Linked DNA regions of Homo sapiens: region 2 is linked to region 1. Evidence: read pairs that join two places in POLR2A ChIA-PET (ENCODE). Cell type or tissue: PC-9. All regions are shown on one strand. Each heading gives the region's core, and the rest is flanking DNA. Links, peaks and the distances in the headings are about the cores only.

The links. Peaks named below come from ENCODE experiments on the same cell type or tissue, not always from the same donor. Only the 100,000 strongest peaks of a DNase experiment are listed, where the experiment ranks them.
Region 2: POLR2A ChIA-PET joins it to region 1 with 5 read pairs; 1 of 35 experiments calls an interaction of 5 or more read pairs at or near these places.

Annotation. Positions count from the first base shown.
Region 1 is chr14:22,261,489-22,272,716 of GRCh38, forward strand. It overlaps TRA, the pseudogene TRAV37 and TRAV38-1. Among named protein-coding and RNA genes, the nearest start is that of TRD-AS1, 220 kb to the right of the region's middle. In PC-9, for the core only: a CTCF peak has its summit at 3,965 (motif pointing right); DNase peaks (open chromatin) are centred at 4,323 and 4,783; H3K4me3 peaks cover 576 bases; H3K27ac peaks cover 2,357 bases.
Region 2 is chr14:23,245,953-23,257,180 of GRCh38, forward strand. The region is part of intron 4 of RNF212B (ring finger protein 212B); the gene reads left to right. Among named protein-coding and RNA genes, the nearest start is that of RNF212B, 14 kb to the left of the region's middle. RefSeq lists a silencer at 6,128-6,422. In PC-9, for the core only: no CTCF peak of the experiment used is centred there; no DNase peak of the experiment used is centred there; H3K27ac peaks cover 1,323 bases.

The DNA of each region.
Region 1 (11,228 bases), core at 3,414-5,913:
GGAATTTGCTGACCTCTTGCACTTCCCGGATGAGGCGATGCCTCGCCCTGCTTCACCTCATGCTCAGTGCGCTGCACCTACTGTCCTGCACCCACTGTCCAACAAGCCCCAGTGAGATGAACCCAGTACCTCAGCTGGAAATGCAGAAATCACCCATCTTCCGCGTCGCTCATGCTGGGATCTGTAGACTGGAGCTGTTCCTATTTGGCCATCTTGGATCCACCCCTAAATATACATTTTAATTTAACTTTTTATCGTTTCATTAAGACAGCATCCTCGAACTGGAATTAGTGGTTCAATGGGCAAAACAGCTTTATAGCCTGTTGGTTCCTTGTCTGTCTTAATAGCATAACACCTTTTAAAAGCTTTCTAAATTCCTTATCTCTACTCCCTAACCCCTTTCTTACTCAAAACCCAGTCCAGGCAGATTTTTATCCCTATCCTTGTATCAGAATCACTTTGTTAAGGTCACAATGGGTTTCATAGCCTCAAATCCAATGATCCATTACCATGTTTTATCTTACTGAATTTCTCAGAATAATTTGACAATTTGGTTATTCTCTCCTTGAAACATTATCTTTGCTTGAGTTTGGGGATTCCACACTTTCCTGGTTTGCTTTCAACCTCACAAGCCACTCCTTTTCTAGCTCACCTTCCTCTTGCTGACCTCTAGATACTGTGTTGTCTCAGGACTCAGTCCTCAAACATATATGCCGTCTACATGCACTCTCTAAGTGATTTCATCCAGGAATATGGCTTTAATTACCATCCATACATTGATGACTCCCAGGTTTATACCTCCATCCAACCCCTCTCTGTTGAAAGCCAGGCTCATATATACTATAATCTATATAACATCTTTGCCAGATGTCTGTCTGGCATCTAAAATCTAAGATATCCACAACATACCTTATTCCCTCCCTTACGCTCATCCCTCACTCTTCCCCATCTCAAGAAAACAGTGATATAATTCACCCACTCGCTATAGCCAAAAATACTGGAATCTTCTTTAATTCTTCTCTTTCCCCCATACCCCACATTGTCAACAAACTGGCCACATAAGATGTGTTTTCTGTCAGAAAAAAAAGCCTGACTTCATTTTTTAATTCAAATAAGAATGTTACATGATGGGTTCCAATGACAACCCAGTCATTTCATAATTCTAATTCTAAAGTAGGTAGATGAATATGGTAAGGAACCTTGCATTGAGGCTGTCGCCAGTTGAAATATATTCCTGTTTTGCAATATTTCTTGCTTAGCTTTTAAGGGCTCTCCCGCAGATTCCAGAAGCTAATAAATTGTCTCTTTATTTGGCAGCTTGGGAATTTTTTTTTTAGCACCCTGGACCAATGCACCATTCCGGATGGTTGAGATATATACTTTTTCTTTAAGGGGTAGGAGGTAAGGGTGATGTTGGAAAGAGAAATGGGAAAGAAGCAGCAGCTTAACATTTGGACCCTGAAGCATGTTCTAGAGCAGGCTGGTTTTAAGAAAGTCCTCATTTGCCTCAAGGTACGTGACCCCAGTTTAATGACTATAGGCCTAAATGGGACAGGATCACAATCACATTTGTCACCAGCAGACTCATATCTAGGAGGCATACAAGTTATTCCTGTTAGAACAGTGACTTACTGGAAAGTCATTTCCCACCACTGATTTGAGTCGCTGTTATTATCGTACATGAATTTCCATATACAATTAGGCCATATTACAGATTTGCTATTCCATTTAACTAACCTGTCTGCCTACCCTTAATTTTCACTTAAGAATTTTCTTTCTCTTTCTTTTCACTTCTGTGCAATAGAAAATATACTCTTTTCTTCTACATTTTCTTCTGTTTTTTTTTGTTTTGGCATAAGAATGACAGGAATTTTTTAAATGTTTAATTGTAGCCAATCCTTTGCTAGTGGTCTTTGTCCTCTTTTAGGTTTTCTGATGTACAGTCATTTTATCTACTTACATGCAGATGATGTTTTATCTCTTCCTTTCCAATTCTTATGCTTCTTATTGTTTCTCTGGGCTGACTGCATTAGCAAGTAGCTTCAACACAATCTTAGATAGCAGTAGTGGTAATGAACATCTTTTTCCTTCACCTACTTTAATAGGAAAGCCTCTAGCACTTTCCCATAAGTTGGTGCTGGTTTGGGATTACGGTGTATGCAAGTTTTATGTGATATGTTAAAGAATTAGTTATTAGTTTTTATTTTTCAATGTTTTAACATGAATCTGTGTTGTATTTTGTCAAATTCCTTTTCTCCATCAATAAAGATAATCATATGATTTTTTTTCTTGGCTCTTGTATCAGTTATTAAGCTACTAACTCTTACCTACAATTGCTTAGCTCCTATACCTCGCTTCTAGAGTAGTAACTGCTGATGTCAATCATACACTGGCCCCTAGAGCTAGTTGACTTTTTAGGTGTGTTTTTCTTCTCTCTCCAACTGGATAATTAGCATATTCTATTTTGTACATTTTATTAAATGTCTCCACAGGGTTAAGTGAATTTGTTGAGGTAGTGACACTCAACATTTATTGTTTACCTGCCACAACCCCTGTCCATCATTGCTCAGTAAAATCGTTAATCATCTATAGCTAGACATATACCTGCTAGTACCTACCTAGAATGTTGAAATCACATACCTGAGATAAGAGAGAAGAAAAATTCCAAGGAGAACTCTCATGTAAATGCTACTTCCTCCAAGCATCTAAAACAGCTCCTCTATTCTTTCTAGGAAAAAAAATCCCTTCTTTGAGGACATTCCTGGTAAGTATCCTCATAAATAGAAAAAAAATTTTACAAAGAGAACTAAAGTTTTGCTAGCATTTCTGTGGTTTCAGACTTAATGTGATGTGGGGATGCTCTGATTGGGAAAAAGAAAGATCATAAGGTTTCTAGGGAAGTGTACCAGTTTACAAATAGCCAGATTCTCCAGTGACCACCTCATGTGTCTATTGTTTTTTTCTCAAGCAGAAATGTGAAAACAGGAGAAGGTAGAGTCCAGTCTTACCCAAACCCTGCATGTCCAGGAGAAAGCTAACTCTAGTCTAAGCTACAAAAAACGAAAAAAAAAAAAATTCTCCTTGTTTTACATAATTTCATACACAAAAAAGAATGGAAGAGTAATATCCACAATTAACATCAAAGATCCTCTTATTCTTCATAGACTCAGTGTAGAGGCTCAGACACTTATGTCATGACCACAGAAAGAAATGAAGGAAGAAAAGAATGAGGATAGATTTGCTAGGGCCAGGGCTTTACCCAAGAAATATAGCTGAGAAAATGTGGGAGGGTAATAGGTAGGCACCTATGCTCCACAGGATGAGACCTGGATGCAAAGAACAGATGAGAGCTTTCTTCCCTATCCTCTCCTCATCTTGAGTCCCTAGTCATTGCTGCAAGTACAGGAAACCATAAAACAGAGTTTCAGAAAACTAATATGTAAAACATGAGAAATTACCAGTGTGCACAGGTGCCCAGAGCTAAATATAAAGCACTTGGATATTTGCAAAAGCACTAGCATGCTCAGAGTTAGCCAGTTACTAGACTGCTTTCTCACACCTGAAAACATCCTAAAAGAAAGGATACTACATTTTCCTCCTTTGTCTTTTTAACGAGAATTTGGAAAAGGTCTAACTCTTTTAACTTATTTAAAGCTGCTGAGATTGAGACATATAATACAGCTCTGGTAGAAAAATAATCAATTAAGGGAAATAATCAGATCTTCTCTCAACCTATTCCTACCCCCCTCAGAATGTACTACAGTGCCATAGAGGCAAAAAGCCTGCATAATTCTTTAAAGGTGAGGGGAGTGAGGGAGTTTCAGGTGTAAAGGATTTTCAGACAGTCATAACTGGAGAAACTTTCCTTTTAACACTGTTTGCTTTCTTTCTTTTTTGTTTGCTCCTCACCTCTCTGTATGTTCCGTCTACCTTTCATTTCAACATAACGAGTTACTTTATATTAAGGGGGAAATGAAAAAACAATTTTTTTGAGTTCAGACCACCTGGGGGCAGTGCTTCCTTTGACAGAGGCACTGCCAGAAACTAGAACAAGGGGAAGGGAACAGCAGGAGGAGGGCATTCAATGATGTGTGTGATGTAACAGTGAGGTTTTGATTATCCGTAAAAACAATGAAGATTCCCCAAAGGCTACCCAACCAACAGAACCAGAAGACTCTAGAACAGTGAACTAGGCCCAGTGAACACGGCCAAATCTAGGTCTCCAAACTGAATCCACAGAGGCTCCAGGAAAAGGAAAGAATGGAAACTCCACTGAGCACTCTGCTGCTGCTCCTCTGTGTGCAGCTGACCTGTGAGTCAGGCGAGTCATGAGGAGGGGAGGAATCAAGTAGGGGCGGCCAGGGCATTGAAATTTAGAAAGATCCCGGGGACAATCTTGGGTCTAGTCTCAGGAATGTAAAACAAATAATGAAACTGATGAACAAACACACTATATATATGAAAATGTTTCATTCCTCCTAAGCAGGGTCAAATGGACAACTGCCAGTGGAACAGAATGCTCCTTCCCTGAAAGTCAAGGAAGGTGACAGCGTCACACTGAACTGCAGTTACAGAGACAGCCCTTCAGATTTCTTCAGTGGTTCAGGCAGGATCCTGAGGAAGGCCTCATTTCCCTGATACAAATGCTATCAACTGTGAGAGAGAAGATCAGTGGAAGATTCACAGCCAGGCTTAAAAAAGGAGACCAGCACATTTCCCTGCACATACAGGATTCCCAGCTCCATGACTCAACCACATTCTTCTGCGCAGCAAGCACACAGTGCCCACAGTCACCTGCACCCGGTACCTAAAGCTTGCTGAGGGGCCTGGGCACACCTCCTTTTATAAGGGCCCTGGGGCACTGACTATAACTCTGCTGCATACAAAGGGAAATATGAGGGACTGTTTTATAACATAATATCAAACATTTCATTTGAAGACCATGTGAGGAAGGATAGTGTTTTCAAATACCATCTAAAGTACTTTGTTTCTCAGTGTGAGGCCCTTCCTTTGTGAAAACTAGCCCAAAAACTAGAGGCTAAATATCAAAAAGGAGAGAGCACTAAAGAACAAAGAAAGAACAGGGTAAAATTCTTGTCTTTGAGCTTCTTTGTAGACTTTTACAAAGATATAGAAAATACAAAATCTTGAAAGCCATGACCATCAAATTCAGTAGTGAAAGGAAAAATATTTTGACATGCCAAAAAGATTGGCTTAGAAGATCAAGTACCAAAATCTGAGGGAAAATTGTACAAAGCATTTAAAGGAAAAGAGAACACAACATGGTAGAAAAGCTGTCTTCTCCTTAAAAGGGATAAAATGCCAACCAGCTAGCTAGAAAGGAAGTCAATGATGTGAGGAGAGGTCATAAACAGTGAGTCCAGCATCCTGCTCTTTTCTAGGGTCAGAGCTCTGAGCAGGTAGGGTGGGAGGAGGGTGAGTCACATTTAGCAATGACTCTGAACTGAAGGAACAGTGAATTTTGGCAAAAACTGTTTTGATCATTGTGTCTTATATCAATACTCACAAGAAAACGCCCATTACAGAGGAAGCATTCAACAACCATGTGGACAAGACGGTCGGTCCAAAGCATGTCAGCCAGCCAGAGAATGTCTGTGCTTGTCAATTTCTTGAACAATAGACCCATGAATAGATTAGCTGAGGTGACAGATTGAGTTTCTTTATAAGCCCAGAAGCATGGGTTTTCTCCCACCAAGACAGATTCAGCTACTTCTGCTGCTGTCACAGGACTTTTCCTTAGTTCAAAGACAGGGTTCTTTTCCCATGGGCACGAAAATTCAGGCTCGCAAACAATTTGAATGGTGAGTAAGACACGGTTTTATTGGGTGAAGAGGAAGAAAAGGGGGAAACAGGGACTCTTACAAGGCCAGAGTCCCTGCTAGAGCACTTCCCACCCCGCAGTTCGAATCCCAGGTTCCACACAGGAAGAGGAGGAGCCTGGCTCCTCCCCACTGCAAAGGATGCCAACTTCTGCGGCTCCACCCCAGTGCACAGGCTGCTTGGAATTTCTCTAGGGACCCCCTCCCACCTGGCTGTCTCACTACCAAATGTCCACCCTGTCAGCAGTAAATACAACACTGAGCCTTCGATGTGGAATCATCCTTCAAAGGAACCAGCCACACACTAGTTGGCAAGTTGATTACATTGGACCACTTCCAACCTGGAGGTATTAGGAATTTTTTTTCTTCTTAATACATATTCTGGGTGTGAATCTGTGGTCTCCTCCAAAGTGCCACACATAGTTGCATGAACTGATGGCTCAGAGTGTCTCATTGATCATTCTGATCATCAAAGGATTTCACATCCCTTGCATCAACAGACCCACTTTATATCAAGGGCGTGTGACAGTAGTCATGTCATATAGCATATAGCTTCATCATACAGCATTAGCCATGAACCACTAGCCTGATAGAACTTTGGAATGACCACTTAAGGGCCCAGCTAAAGCACCAGCTTAGGGACAGCACCCTGAGGGGCTGAAAAGCTATTCTTTGAGATAGTGTTGTGTCCCTGTTACATAAAATACATGGACCTGGGTAGCAAGGGATGGAAGTAGGACTATCACCCCATCAACCACCACTTTCAGTAACCCACTTTTGTGCTTCCTGTTCTTATAACTATAGGTTCTGCTGGACTAGGGATTCTGTTTCCCTTTGAGGGGGAAAAGGGAGGATGCTGCTTCTACGAGGGAAATAGGTTTTTACCAAACCCAAGATAATATATACTACCTCATAATTTGGGGATCTTCATGCCAGTCCTGGAGGCCAAGAAAGGAGTTACTACTGTCATGGACAAGTTGATCCTGATTATCATGAAGCTAAACCCCATAGCGGAACTGGGGATATATGTCTACAACTCAGGGAATTCACTGTGATGACTTTTAGCACTTTCATGTCAGTGATTATCGTAAATAGGCAACTGTAGCAACTACAGCCTGACAAGAGCAGACTAACCAGGGGCTTATACCCCTCGGTGATGAAGGTCTAGGTTACCTCCCTGGAAAAGAAATCTAGAGCAGTAGAAAAAAATGCTAGCCGAAGGTGGGGAGAATCAAGAATAAGTAGTATAGAAGGTAGATGGAGGAGATAATAAATATGAGTTGCAGTCATGCAACTAACTATAACAAACGTAACTTGTCCCAGTAACCCTCTTGTTGTCAAAACAACATCAACAACAAAAACTAGTGATCTATATGAATTTAACACACAGCACAAGTGGATCTGAGCAAGGCAAGGAGTGAACTGTATAGATACTGTTGGTTCCCTACCTATATCTCCTAGGCAGTCACGCCAACATGCTGGACACCACTCGCTGAAAATCCCAGCAACCCTGAAGATGACTTTGACTTTCTGGCCATGAATGTGGAGGCTGTGGAGGACAAGCCAGAAATGCAAAAGAGTTAATGCCCCAAAAGCAGTTCTTAATCAGTGATAGACAGGGAGTTTAGGCATGATTACTCCAGTTTCTTCATGACTCATTTGGCATAGCTCCAAAGAGTATGCTATGCTGTCTCTTAGAGTTATTGTGACAGGTAGTTAGACAGGCATGAATGGGGCACAAGAGAGCTCTCCCCTCCACCCACCAGGAGTCATCAGGCGATTGTTCGGCAGTTATCACATTACCTCTCTAAAAATGATAATTGGCAGCAAATTATCACTGGCAACTTCCCCAACAGATAAAGACACTTAAGATTGGTAATCAGCTTCCAATAAAATCTCAGGAATTGGTGAGTGAACCCAGCATGTACATTAAGAGACAAAACAGCAGAGTATGACCTTCTGTGGGCACTCCACCAGAAAAAGGAAGAAAGCCTCAGATGTGCATGAGTACAACTTCCTAAACACACTGCTCATGCCCACGTCCCAAGCAGGAAGGAGGGCACTGCACATGCGGGCAGCCCATCCTAAGGGAAGAATCATGGGAAAGGGGCACAAGATGCTGGAGGTAGGTCAGTGTATAAAATCTTAGGATTAAGGTTAAAGGCTGCACTTGTCCTTCCAGTTGTCCGCTTGGGTCTCTTCCAAGTGTACTTTCCTTTCTCTCCTGCTCTAAAGCTTTTTAATAAAATTCCACTCCTGTTCTGAAACTTGCCTTGGTCTTTCATTCTGCCTTATTTCCCTCAGTCAAATTCTTTCTGCTAAAGAGACAAGACTTGAGGTTGCTGCAGACCCATATGGATTCACCACCAGTAACTCAGAGCCTTCTACCCCTAACATTATCCAGCTGCAGAAAGCTGCAATTGCCCATCGTGGTAACTGCCTTGATGGCACATTCTGTATTGGCTTCCTTCCTTCCCTGATTTACCTCTTACCCATGTCTTGCAAACAAAAAAGAGTTAAACTCTGTAAAATAGTTAAAGAGGTTGATTCTGAGCCAAATATGAGTGACCATGGCCCATGACACAGCCCTCAGGAGGTTCCGAGAACATGTGCCCAAGGTGGTCGCAGTGCAGCTTGGCTTATACATTTTAGGGAGGCATGGGACTTCAATCAAATACATTTAAAAAATACATTGGTTTGATCCAGGAAGGTGGGACAACTCAAAGCAAGGGGCAAGGGGGTCAGTGGGAGTGAGGAGCTTCCAGCTTATAAGTAGATTTAATATTTTTCTGGTTGACAATTGGTTGAGTTTATCTAAAGACCTGGAATTAATAGGAAATGTCTGTATTGCGATAAGAGGTTATAAAGACCAGAGTTTGGTCAGGCAGATGAATCTTCCAAGTAGCAGGTTTCAGAGAGAATGGATTGTAAATGCTTCTTATCAGACTTCAGGTCTGTGTTGATGTTAATGCCAGAGAGGTATGATGAAGCATGTCTGACCCCCACTTCCCATTCTGGCCTGAACCAATCTCTCAAGTTGAATTTTAAGAGAGCCCTGGCCAAGAAGGAAGTCCACTCAGATGGTTGCGGGGGGCTGGGGGGCCTTAGAATTTTATTTTTGATCTACAGTTTCCTAGAATCACCTATAATAAACTATTTACACACAAATTATTGTGTCGAAGCTGACTTTTAGGGATCCAAAACCAAGATACAGGAATTCAAATCATGAGACAAGGGTGAAGATTATCCAGAAGAAATGTTGGTGCCCCTTCTCTTATTGCTACCAAGCTGAGCTTTGCAGCACAAGGGATTTTAGCAGTCTCATTCAGGATGGGCCCCAGTGCTTACAAACTCCTTAAGCATCTCTCTGAGAGGGGACACTCAGCCACCTACCTCTGTGACAGAGAACTCATGCTCCTCACACAGCACCCAGTACATAACAGGGCCCCCATTCATAATGCCCAGTTTGGGGACCCCAACTCAGGAATTACATAAGGATCCCTGATGCTCCCTCTGGAAATGCAAAATTCTAAAGAATCAGAGTAAGGTATTTAAAAAGAGTTTTTTTCACAATATTTTTTCAAAATGGAATGAAAATGATAAGAGCAATTCTTGATATAAATATAAATTAAGCTGAGGCAATTTAGTGCTGATGAGAACTTCTGCAATAGTTATTTCAGAGCTTCTTGATATAGCATAAACAAGGTGGTTTTGTTTATTTGTTTGTTTGCGTTTGTTTTTTGAGATGGAGTTTCACTCTTGTCGCCCAGGCTGGAGTGTGGTGGCACAAACTCAGCTCACTGCAACCTTTGCCTCTCAGGTTCAAGCGATTCTCTGACCTCAGCCTCCTAAGTAGCTGGGATTACAGGCATGTACTACCATGCCCAGCTAATTTTTGTATTTTTAATAGAGATGGAGTTTAACCATGTTGCCCGGGATGGTCTCGAACTCCTGACCTCAAGTGATCTGCCCACCTCGGCCTCCCAAAGTGCTGGGATTACAGGTGTGAGCCACCATGCCTGGCCAACAAGATTATTTTTTTAATCCATGTAAAATGTGAACACAATTACACACTACATATTCTGCTTTTACTTATCTCTGAATTTAGTCGATGCTCTTTTCAGCCACAAGCATATATCTTTTTTCTCATTCTTTATTTTGAGAAATTATAAAAATGTAAAAAAATTGAATATAAATAGGCATATTCTTATCACTCAAAATTAAGTGTCCTTATTTCATAAGATTTGCTTTGTAATTTTTTTTAATAAGAAGAAAAATAAAATCACAGTTTGCCATTTGTTGTGAATGGAGTCAGAGGCTTCTGCTCACCATTCTGGATCACGCTCTCCTCTCCAAGATTAGGTCGTATTAAAAACAAATTTGCCAGCTCCATTTTCTCTTTATTTTTCTTCTAGGCTAACTAAAAGCACTCCAGAAACATTTTTTATTTTCATTTGAAATTATAACCAGAGGCCTATTTTCTGAGAGACCAAAAAGTATTCAGAAATGTTTCCCTCCTTGAAACCTAGTCACCCACCCACCTATCATAGCATTTCCTGCCCTGAAGGAGAATTCTCACCAAGCACAGAGGAGAACCCATCAGAGCAGGAGACTTTTCACTCTGCAGGGGAGCGCTGTCAGCATGACACGAGTTAGCTTGCTGTGGGCAGTCGTGGTCTCCACCTGTCTTGGTAAGGAAGATGTGGTTCTTTCTTTATAAAGGCATCTAATGGGGCTGTGAAGCAGGAGGGATTAACAGAACAGCAACTGCATTGCCTCTTAGAGCCCAGCTACCTGGAGGCAGAAATATGCTGCCTGAGGCTAGAATCACAAAGAAAGGTGTGTGGGAATGGGGAATGGGAATCAGCTTGTGAGTCTGTTTCTCACTCACACGTGATATCCCAGTGAAGTCCTTTCTCTCCTATTTTCCACAGAATCCGGCATGGCCCAGACAGTCACTCAGTCTCAACCAGAGATGTCTGTGCAGGAGGCAGAGACTGTGACCCTGAGTTGCACATATGACACCAGTGAGAATAATTATTATTTGTTCTGGTACAAGCAGCCTCCCAGCAGGCAGATGATTCTCGTTATTCGCCAAGAAGCTTATAAGCAACAGAATGCAACGGAGAATCGTTTCTCTGTGAACTTCCAGAAAGCAGCCAAATCCTTCAGTCTCAAGATCTCAGACTCACAGCTGGGGGACACTGCGATGTATTTCTGTGCTTTCATGAAGCACACAATGAGATGAGCAGCAGGGAGAGGCTTACAGAAACCTCAGACCTCAGCATCTGTGCAAAGGTCACAGGGTGAGAGGGAAGTGGTAGGGTAATAGGTATAGAAAATCATTGACTTCTCTTGGAAATGAAAGCTTCTCCTATTTCTTCTCCT
Region 2 (11,228 bases), core at 3,828-6,327, 980 kb after region 1:
AATATCTATTTATGTTTTTATGTTCTCCAATCTCTACAAAGACTTAAGGCCATTTTTCTGCTGTACTTTGTGCTAATAGTTGATCAAGCTGACTGTTTTGAATTCTTTACTCACCTCAAGATAATCTTTCTGAGGGACTGGAGAACCTCATATAGATCTGTAAGTCTGTAAGTTTTCTTTTCTTTTTTTTTTTTTGAGATGGAGTCTTGCTTTTGTCTGTCACCCAGGCTGGAGTGCAGTGGCAAGATCTCAGCTCACTGCAACCTCTGCCTCCAGGGTTCAAGCGATTCTCCTGGGGGCAGGGCAATTTCAATCTTACTCATCTTATATGTCAGCTCCTAACATAGTACCAGGAGCATAGAAGGATTCAATAAATAATTTATGAAAGAATTAATGAACTAATCTTCCCTATTGAAGTTTTCCTTTAATGTATATGAAATACAGTAAAGTGATAATACTGGGAAAACTGTTGATGTAGAAATCTAATGACCAACTCGGCCTGCTAACTTATAGCTTTATTTCTTTGAACCAGTCATACTTCCTCACATGTAATATGAAATAATAATACTTATCCTACTTCTTGTAAAGATCCAATGAGACAATGTTTATGGAAATATTTTAAAAACTGTAAAGTACTTTAAAAAAAAACAAACAAAAAACAGAGACAGTCTTGCTATATTGCCCAGGCTGTTCTCAAACTCCTGGCCTCAAGCAGTCCTCCCACCTTGCCCTACCAAAGTGCCAGGATTACAGGTGTGAGCCACCATGCCCAATCTGAAAACTGTACTTTATTAGTTTAAAGAATAATGTGGAAAAGTCATGAAAGGTTATGAGTGATCACAAACCCACTTAAAAATAGTTGAAGATCATATAAGTGAAAAGAAGTTTGTATTTTAAAAAATTGTTGGCCGGGTGTGGTGGCTCACGCCTGTAATCCCAGCACTTTTGAAGGCCACGGTGGGTGGATCACCTGAGGTCCGGGGTTCGAGACCAGCCTGACCAACATGGAGAAACCCCGTCTCTACTAAAAATAAAAAATTAGCCAGGTGTGGTGGCACGTGCCTTTAATCCCAGCTACTCGGGAGGCTGAGGCAGGAGAATCACTTGAACCTGGGAGGTGGAGACTGCGGTGAGCCAAGATCGCACCATTGCACTCCAGCCTGGGCAACACGAGCAAAACTCCATCTCAAAAAAAAAAAAAATTGTTTTCAAGGGGAAGTATAAACACCCCATCTACTTTTTTTTTTAGGTCCACTAGTTTTCATGCAATCACCTTCTTTTTTAATAACAGCTTTATTGAGATGTAATTTACATACCATAAAATTTACCCTTTTAAAGTATGCAATTCAGTGGTTTTTAATACATCCACAGAATTGTGCAAACACTACTGCCTAATTTTCAAACATTTTCATCACCCCAGAAAGAAGCTCTGTACTTATCGGCAGGCACTTCCCAAACCCTTCCCACCCTCCCCATCCCCAGGCGATCACTAATTTACTTTCTGTTGCTATGGTTTTTCCTGTTCAGGGCATTTCATAAATATGGAATCATATAATGTATGGTCTTTTGTGACTTGCTGCATTCACTAAGTATAATGCTCTCAAGTTTCATCCATGTTGTAGCATCTCTGTTAGGACTTTATTAGTATTTCATTCCATTTTATGGCCAAATAATAATCTATTATATAAATGGATATACATTTTACTTATCCATTCATTAGTCAATAGACATTTGGGTTGTTCCTACTTTGGGGCTATTATAAGTAATATTGCTATGGAACATTTATGTACAAGTTTTTACATGGACATATATTTTTATTCCTCTTGGGTATATACCTACGAGTGGAATTTCTGGGTCAAATGGTAACTCTATATTTAACTTTTTTAGGAACTGCCAGACTGTTTTCCCAAGTGGCTGTACCATTTTACATCCTTAGCAGCTCTTTTAGTCTGTCTGGGCTGCTATAATAAAATACCTTAGACTGGGCAATTTCTAAATAACAGAAATTTAATTTTAACAGTTCTGGAGGCTGGGAAGTTCAACATCAAGGCACTAACAGATTCAGTGTCGGGGGAGGGCTTACTCTTTGCTTCCAAGATAATGCCTTCTTGCTGCATCCTCACATGGCAAAAGTGGCAAACAGGCTCCTTCAAGCCTCTTTTTATTTAGTTTTTTGAGACAGGGTCTCACTCTGTCACAAAGGCTGGAGTGCAGTGGTGTGGTTGTGGCCAGTGGTGCAATCATGGCTCCCTGCAGCCTTGCCCTCTTGAGCTCAGGCGATCCTCTCACCTCACCCTCCCAGGTAGCTGGGACTACAAGCACATGTCACCACACCTGGCTAGTTTTTGTGTTTTTTTTTTTTTAATAGATACAGGGTTTTACCATGTTGCCCAGGTCTCGAACCCCTGGGCTCACGCAATCTGCCCGCCTCAGCCTCCCAAAGTGCTGCAATTACAGGCATGAGCCACCACGCCCAACCCCAAGCCTCTTTTTTTTTTTTTTTTTTTGAGACAGAGTCTTGCTCTGTCGCCCAGACTGGAGTGCAGTGGCACGATCTCGGCTCACTGCAATCTCCGCCTCCCGGGTTCAAGCAATTATCCTGCCTCCACCTCCTGAGTAGCTGGGATTACGGGCATGCGCCACCACACCTGGCTAATTTTTGTATTTTTAATAGAGATGGGGTTTCACCGTGTTGGTCAGGCTAGTCTCGAATTCCTGACCTCGTGATCCGCCCACCTCAGCCTCCCAAAGTGCTGAGATTATGGGCATGAGCCATCACGCCCGGCCCCCAAGCCTCTTTTTATAAGGACACTAATCCCATTCACAAGAGCAAAGCCTTCATGACATAATCACCTCCTAAAGCCTCCATCTCTTAATACTATTGCATTGGGAGTTGAGTGTCAACAAATGAATTTTTGTGGGACACAAATATTCAGACCACAGCAGGCCAGTAAATATTTTAAGCTTTGCAGGCCATACAATTTCCGATGCTGCTACCCAACTCTGCTGTTGTAGCATGGAAGCAGCCATAGACAGCATGTAAGCAGCCACAGACAGCATGTAAGCAAATGTGTGTAATTATGTTCCAATAAAACTTATTTACAAAAACAGACAGCTGGTTATGGTCAGTTGTTTGCTGACCCTTGGTCTATTTTATGGTTTTTAAAAGATTTTTGAAGTCATATGTTTTTACTAATATATACATACATAATTGCTACATATACTGTTGGAATAAAATCAGGTCAAGATTTGATCTCATCAATAGACCAGAGCTTCTCCATCCCTCAGCTGAATTAAGAATTTGAACAACTGAGGTACTCAGTGGGCCAGGCGCAGTGGTTCATACCACTTTGGAGGCCAAGGTGGGAGGATTGCTTGAGGCCAGGGGTTTGAGACTAGCTTGGGCAACATAGTGAAACCCCTTCACTACAAAAAATTTAAAAATTAGCTGGGCATGGTGGCACACACCTGTAGTCCAGCTACTCAGGAGGCTGAGGTGGGAGAATTGCTTGATCCCAAGAGGTTGAGGCTGCAGTGAGCCATGATTGCACCACCATACTCCAGCTTGTGTAAAAATAAAAAATTAAAAAGAGATACTCAATGGTGCTTTTGAAGAAAAGTTGTATTTAGTTTGATATTATTTTACCTAAAAAGGAAAAGCTTTCAGTATTTAGGACTTCTGAAACAGTGTAGTTGAATTCTTCATCACTACTGAGCAGGGGATTGAGGAACCTTAGGCCAGTGTGAGGTAGTATTCCTTTGATCATACAAACTGTGCAACCCAAAACATAACCCTCTGCCTGGTGGGCTGCTGTGGCTCTCATCCAGAGTGGGTACTTCAGACATCTTACTAACAATTCTCCAATTGCTTTTGCTAAGAAAGCATTTTTAGGGTTCTTTTTTCCTCAAATCTGTTCCCTCTGAACCGTCACGATAATCTATTTCAATTACAAATCTGAACAAGTAACTGCCTTTTCAAAATCCTTTGGTGGCTTCCTATCACTTAAGTTTCAGACTGCTCAGAGTGATACATAGTTACCTTAACGTTCTGGTTCCTCCTAACCTCTCCAATTTCAATCACAACTACCATCTCACCTCTCATGTACAAACACAAGTTATTACGTAAGGTTATTTATTACCTAATCTATTAGGCAGATTCAGTTCTTTGCAGTTCTTTTACAGACCATATACTTTCATACCTTTATACCTGAAATGCCTGATTTCTACACTTTAAAAACTAAGTTAGGCCAGCCGTGGTGGCTCACGCCTCTAATCCCAGCACTTTTGGAGGCTGAGGGGGTGGATCACTTGAGGTCAGGGGTTCAAGATCAGCCTGGCCAATATGGTAAAACCCTGTCTCTACTAAAAATACAAAAAATTAGCCAGGTGTCATGGTGGCGCGTGCCTGTAATGCCAGCTGCTTGGGAGGCTGAGGCATGAGAATTGCTTGAACCTGGGAGGCAGAGGTTGCAGTGAGCCTAGAATGTGCCACTGCACTCCAGCCTGGGTGACAGAGCGAGACTCTGTCTCAAAAAAAAAAAAAAAGACTGAATTAATAATTACCTCTTAATCATTATCTCTATATCTTGTAAGTACTTGTGTTCTGCGTATAACCTAGTGTTTTACTTATTAGTTCATGTGTCAGAATGTCTCTTCTACTAGACTGTGATAAGCTACTGTAAACCCGGAAAATCTGAGACAAGTCTCAGTTAATTTAGAAAGTTTATTTTGCCAAGATTGAGGACATGCGCCTCAGAAGGTTCAGACGACATGTGCCCAAGGTGGTCAGAGTACAGTTTGGTTTTATACATTTTAGGGAGACATGAGACATCAATCAACATATGTATGATGAACATTGGTTCGATCGGGAAAGGTGGGACAGCTCAAAGTGGGAAGGGGCTTCTAGGTCATAGGTAGATAAGAGACCAATGGTTGCCTTCTTTTGAGTTTCTGATTAGCCTCTCCAAAGGAGGCAATCAGATATGCATGTATCTCAGTGAGCAGAAGGGTGACTTTGAATAGAATGAAAGGCAGGTTTGCCCTGAGCATTTCCCAGCTTGGCTTTTCCCTTTAGCTTAGTGATTTGGGGGGTCCAACATATTTTCCTTTGACACTACTAAAAGACAAGAACCCATACTATTCATCTTAGCATTTCCAGTTCTTATGCCTGACGTAAAGTGTTCAGTAAAGGTTTGCTAAATGGAAAGATGAATAATATTTGCACTATATATTTTCTGCCCCTGTGTGAGATGTTTTCTGATACCAACCAGTTCTCTGACACCAACTAGGTATGCAACAATTCAATTCAATTCAATTCAATTCTAACACTAATTCCTAGAGTTTTAGTATCATACTTCACATGTTTAGGGCTCAGCCTCACAAGACTGCCCCGACTCTGGACACCAGCCACAAATGGGGTACCCAGGCTAAAATACTTCAGACTGGCCAACAACAAACTTGAGGATTCCCATGAACTTCCTCCTGCTCCCACAAGCTTCAATAATTTGCTAGAATGACTCACAGAACTCAGAAAAGTACTTTGTTTATTATTACCAGTTTATTATAAAAGATACAACATAGGGGCCAGGTGCAGTGGCTCACGCCTGTAATCCCAGCACTTTGGGAGGCTGAGGCGGGCAGATCACCTGAGGTCAGGAGTTCGAGACCAGCCTGGCCAACATGGTGAAACCCTGCCTCTACTAAAAATACCAAAAGTAGATGGGTGTGGTGGCGGGCGCCTGTAATCCCAGCTACTCTGGAGGCTGAAGCAGGAGAATCACTTGAACCTGGGAGGTGGAGGTTGCAGTGAGCCAAGATTGTGCCACCACACTCCAGTCTGGCAACAGAGTGAGACTCTGTCTCAAAAAAAAAAAGAAAGAAAGAAAACCATATATCATGGAAATAGCCAAATGGAAAAGATGCAAAGTATGTGAGGAGGGGTGCAGAGCTTCCATACCCTCTCCAGATGCACTACCCTCCCAGCACCTCCAAGTGTTCACCAACTTGGTAACTCTCTGAACCGCCTTGTTCAGGAGTTGTTATGAACGTTCCATTACATAGGCATGATTGATTAAAGAATTTGTCATTGGCGATTGAACTCAATCTCTAGCCCCTTTTCCCTCTCTGATTGTCAGGGGTTGGGGGGCGTGGGAAGAAAGGTTGGGACCCCAACCCTCTAAACAGTGTTTGGTTCCCCTGGCAACAAGTCCCCATTTTGATGCTACCTAGGACCCACCAAGAGTCACCTCATTAGCACACATTCAGGTATGGTTGAAAGGAGCTTGTTATGAATAACAAAAGATGCTCCTATCACTCAGGAAATGCCAAAGGTTTTAGTAACTCTGTGAGGAACCAGGGGCGAAGACCATATATGTATTTCTTACACCACACCCTGTTCAAAAGATCCCCCTCAAAATCAGCCCATTAAAAAAAAGTTTATTATGATTTCATCACATGTAATTTCAAATGTTTAAAAGAATATAATGATATGTATAATATAATTAATTTCTGAACCATATCAGGTTCATTGCCCAGTGCATGGCAAATTAGTACACCAAGACACTGGGTTGCAGCAGAGAAAGGGGTTTAATCATAAGACAGCTGAACAAGGAGATAGGAAACCTCAAATTTGCCTCCAGGAGGAGTTTGAGGCTAGAGGTTTTTAAAGGGTTGGACAGGTAGTAAGCCAAGGTGTGGGGATCATTGATTGGTTAAGGAATGCAGGTTGAAGTCATGAGAAGCGGGGATGAAGAAATTGCATTCTCATGCTGATTCAGTTCCTCTGTGGGGGTCTTTAGACTCACTGTTCCACTGGAATTCAGGATCTGAAAACTATCTTAAGCAACTTTTAAGCAAAAGCCTTATGATTCTAATGTCATATTCTATTTATGAGAACAATGAGGATGCAAATGGTCAGCATCTAGTGTGATGTGACTTTCGCAGCTAAAAGGAAGTGGGCCAAGTGCAGCCTGATTAATGCTTAATTATAACTATATTTCTGTCCAGAGCCAAGCATGTAATTCTTGTTAAACCCTATGAGGACGGTTTATTTTCATGCATCCATCACTCCACTTCAACAATTATCAGTGAATGGCCAGTTTTCCTCCATCCATACCTCTTGCCACCCCCACCCAGATTATTTTAAAGCCAAAACCAAATATTACGTCATTTCTATCTGTAAACATTTCAGTGTGTATCTCTAAAAGATAGGAACTTTTTTCTTAAATATAACCACATCATGCTAAAATAACAATTCCATAATATTATCAAATTATCAGTCCCCATTCACATTTCTCCAGTTGTCTCAGTTTTAAAATGTTCCCACATTTTGAATTGAGTTTCAATAAAGGTATATATTTCAGTTGGTTATTATGTCTCTTAAGTTTCTTTTACACTATAAGTTTTCTCTTGTTTCTTTTTAAGTTATTATTGAAGAAAATGGTCTTTTGTCTATAGAGTTGTTCACAGTGTGGATTTTGTTTATTGTACCTATGGAGTCATTTCATATGTTCCTCTGTCCTCTATTTCTTGTAAATTGTTAGGTAAGTTTAGGGTTTATCACCATCATTGGTTTGGGGGCGGGGAAAGGTGAGGCAAGACCACTTTATTCTAGTGTTGTATTCCACCAAGAGGTACTTAATGGTCTATGTCTCTTATTTTGTATGAGGGTAGCCATTGATGAACTTTGCAGAGATCCTTAATTCATTAGAAGTTGTAAAATTCCAATTCTGTCATCCTTTCTTATTTTTTTAGTTGGAGTACTTCTAAAGAGAAATGTCCTTTTATCAAGCAAATGATTATCCAGATATATAGTTCAAAAATACTAAGACTTGCTTGTAGATATTATGGAATGAGGGAGTTTCACAAAAGATAGATAAGGCAAACTAATAGGTTTTGAATGTCAAAGAGATCGTGAATTTACCAATATCTTTAAAGTGAATTTCTAAAACTTAGTGACTTATTTACAGATGTTCAAAAATTAAATTGCGTGCAAAAATAAATCTTCAACTAAATACAAATGCTGACATTTAAAAATAAGAACTAAGGCTAGGCACAGTGGCTCATTCCTGTAATCCCAACACTTTGGGAGGCCGAAGTGGGAGAACGGCTAGATCCCAGGAGTTTGAGATCAGCCTGGGCAACATAGTAAGACCCTTTCTCTTAAGAAGAAAAAAATTAAAAAATTAGAGGGGTATGGTGGCATGCACCTGTTGTCCCAGCTACTCGGGAGGCTGAAGTGGGAGGATCACTTGAGTCCAGGAGGTTGAGCCTGCAGTGAACTGTGAACAAACCCCTGCACTCCAGCCTGGGTGACAGAGCAATACTCTTTATCTCAAAAACAAAACAAAACAAAACAAAACAAAACAAAAAAACAAAAACAAAAACAAAAACTAAAACTAAAACTGGGCATGGTGGCTCACTCCTATAATCCCAGCACTTGGAGGATGACATGAGGCCAGAAATTTGAGACCAGCTTGGGCAACATAGCAGGACCCCATCTCTATCAAAATAAAAATAAATAAAAATAAGAACTGGGAAGGTCATTCTTTAGTACAAAAATGATAATCAAACTAATATTCATTTCCAAAGCATATATTACTTTTTTGTATGTGTGTGCTTTTGGTAGAGATAGCATTTTGCCACGTTGCCCAGGCTGTTCTCAAACTCCTGAGTTCAAGATATCTGCCCACCTTGGCTTCCCAAAGTGCCAAGATTACAGGCATGAGCCACTGCACCTGGCCTAGTTTTATAAACAAACAAGAATGTTTTGTTTACAATAACCCACATTGGACCAAAACGTCTTGTCTTATCATAGTAAACCTACTAAGCTCCCCCTTTGCTTCCATTACTGTGCCTCTCTCAGTATTTTTCAGTTATTTCTCCTTTACTCTTTCCAACCTTTTGTTGGACCTAATTCAGAACTGAAGTTTTAATATGCTCTCTCAAGCATATAAAATAAAAATTATGTTTCATATATAAAATAAAGTTTATACAAGGCTGTTGGTTTGGATTGAGTTTCTGTACTAGGTCCAACAGACCAAACCAAAATGGAATTACTCATGCTGACAGTTCATCTGATCTTCCAAGAAATCAGGAGAGAGAGAGGTAATAGCTAAATCTCCAAACAGGCCAATTTTAGCTGGCATAATAAAGAAGTCCCCTCTGCTTTACCCTTTACAAGGAAAGTAACTTTGAACCAACCTATGCACTTTTTGTTCTCTGTTTCTGCTTTCTTCAGCCCTTTTCTGCCTAAAAAGCCAACTTGTCTTCTCAGTTAATCAGAACACTCATTCTGTGTTTTAGAATAATGTGTTCCTCAAGTCTAGGACTGCAAATCAAAGCCAGTTAATATCTTTAAACTAAATTTGTTGTAATTTTGTATTTTGACATGTTATCAATAGTAAAATGGTAGGAATCCAGAGCATGAAGACCATGATATCCTTACCTGGTCCTAGTATGGAGATAAAGGAAAGGAATCAGGGTATAGAAGTAGATAGTTTCATACCAATAAAATGTTGGTATCAATGTTCCAATAAAACAAACAATATTTAACACTTGCATTATCCAGACAATGTTAAGTGTTATCATCAATAGAACTACTTTTATTATTATCAGCTCTGTGTTACTGTATTAACAAAATAATCACACCTTTAAGAAAAAGTAAGTTATTGGGAGGCCAAGGCAGGAGGATTGTTTGGGACCAGGAGTTCAAGACCAGTCTGGGCAATATAGCAAGATATCATTTCTAAAAAAATTTTTTTAATTTTTAAAAAAGCAAGCAAGCAAACAAAAGTTAATCTTCTTTGGAAAAACGAAAGAGACCAACCTCTTCATGAGGCTGAGGGATTTGAAAGATTGCTAACTATTGGTAATTTTTTAAAGTACTGTACTGAGGTACATTACTGAGTTAGATTTTAGAATCTTCTTCAGTGAATGTGTTTGATATAGGCTAAACATTTGTACCCTGGCATCAGGCAAAATCACTGCTTCTTTAATACTCCTTGCTGGTTGTTTTCTGGACTGGTCTTTCTTCTTCTTGGAATGATCAGTTTTTTGGGACAAGTAGACAAAGTAGGTTTGCTTAGGCCTGGCAAAAGACCCTCCCATAGTCCAGTCTGGCTCCCTGGAGTTCCACAGTGGGGTCTGTTTATGCACTTACGACCCTTGGTAATGTCAAAGGGAGGGCTAACTAATCTAGGGTAGGATTTGGCTTATCTTGATGCTAGCCTGATTTTGACATAATTTTACTCCTGACTAATCCCACTAATCCCAAGGGTAGGATTAGGATATTTGGGATACTAACATTGTGATTTGGCTGTCTATTATATAGCTTTATCTCTGTTGCTCCTCACTCCTACCCCCCTGCCATTTTAGGTAATTCCCAGGATTCAGAGTGACTTTTATTCTGCTTCTCCACTGTTTAATTTTTTTTTTTTTGAGATGGAGTCTCACTCTGTTGCTCAGGCTGGAGTGCAGTGGTGCAATCTTGGCTCACCGCAACCTCCACCTTCTGGGTTCAAGTGATTCTCCTGCCTCAGCCTCTCCATTAGCTGGAATTACAGGTGCACGCCACCATGCCTGGCTAATTTTTGCATTTTTAATAGAGACGGGGTTTTGCCATATTGGCCAGGCTGGTCTCGAACTCCTGACCTCAAGTGATCTGCCCACCTTGGTCTCCCAAAGTGCTAGGATTACAAGCATGAGCCACCACGCCTGGCCTCCTCTATTCAAATTTTCTAAAATAATTTTTTTAAGTTGGGCTGTTGCTCTGTTGCCCAGACTGCAGTGCAGAGGCACGATCATGGGTCCCTGCAGCCTCAAACTCCTGGGTTCAAGCAATCCACCCACTTCAGCCTTTCAGGTAGTTGAGATTACAGGAATGTATTATCACGCCTGGCTAAATTTTTTAAATTATTTTTTGGCCGGGCATGGTGGCTCACACCTGTAATCCCAGCACTTTGGGAGGCTGAGGCAGGTGGATCACGAGGTCAGGAGTTCGAGACCAGTCTGACCAACATGGTGAAACCCTGTCTCTATTAAAAATACAAATATTAGCCAGGCGTGGTGGCGGACGCCTGTAATCCCAGCTACTCAGGAGGCTGAGGCAGGAGAATCGCTTGAACGTGGGTGGCGGAGGTTGCAGTGAGCTGAGATCGTGCCATTGCACTCCAGCCTGGGCGACAGAGCGAGACTCAGTCACACACACACAAAAAAAATAAAATAAAATA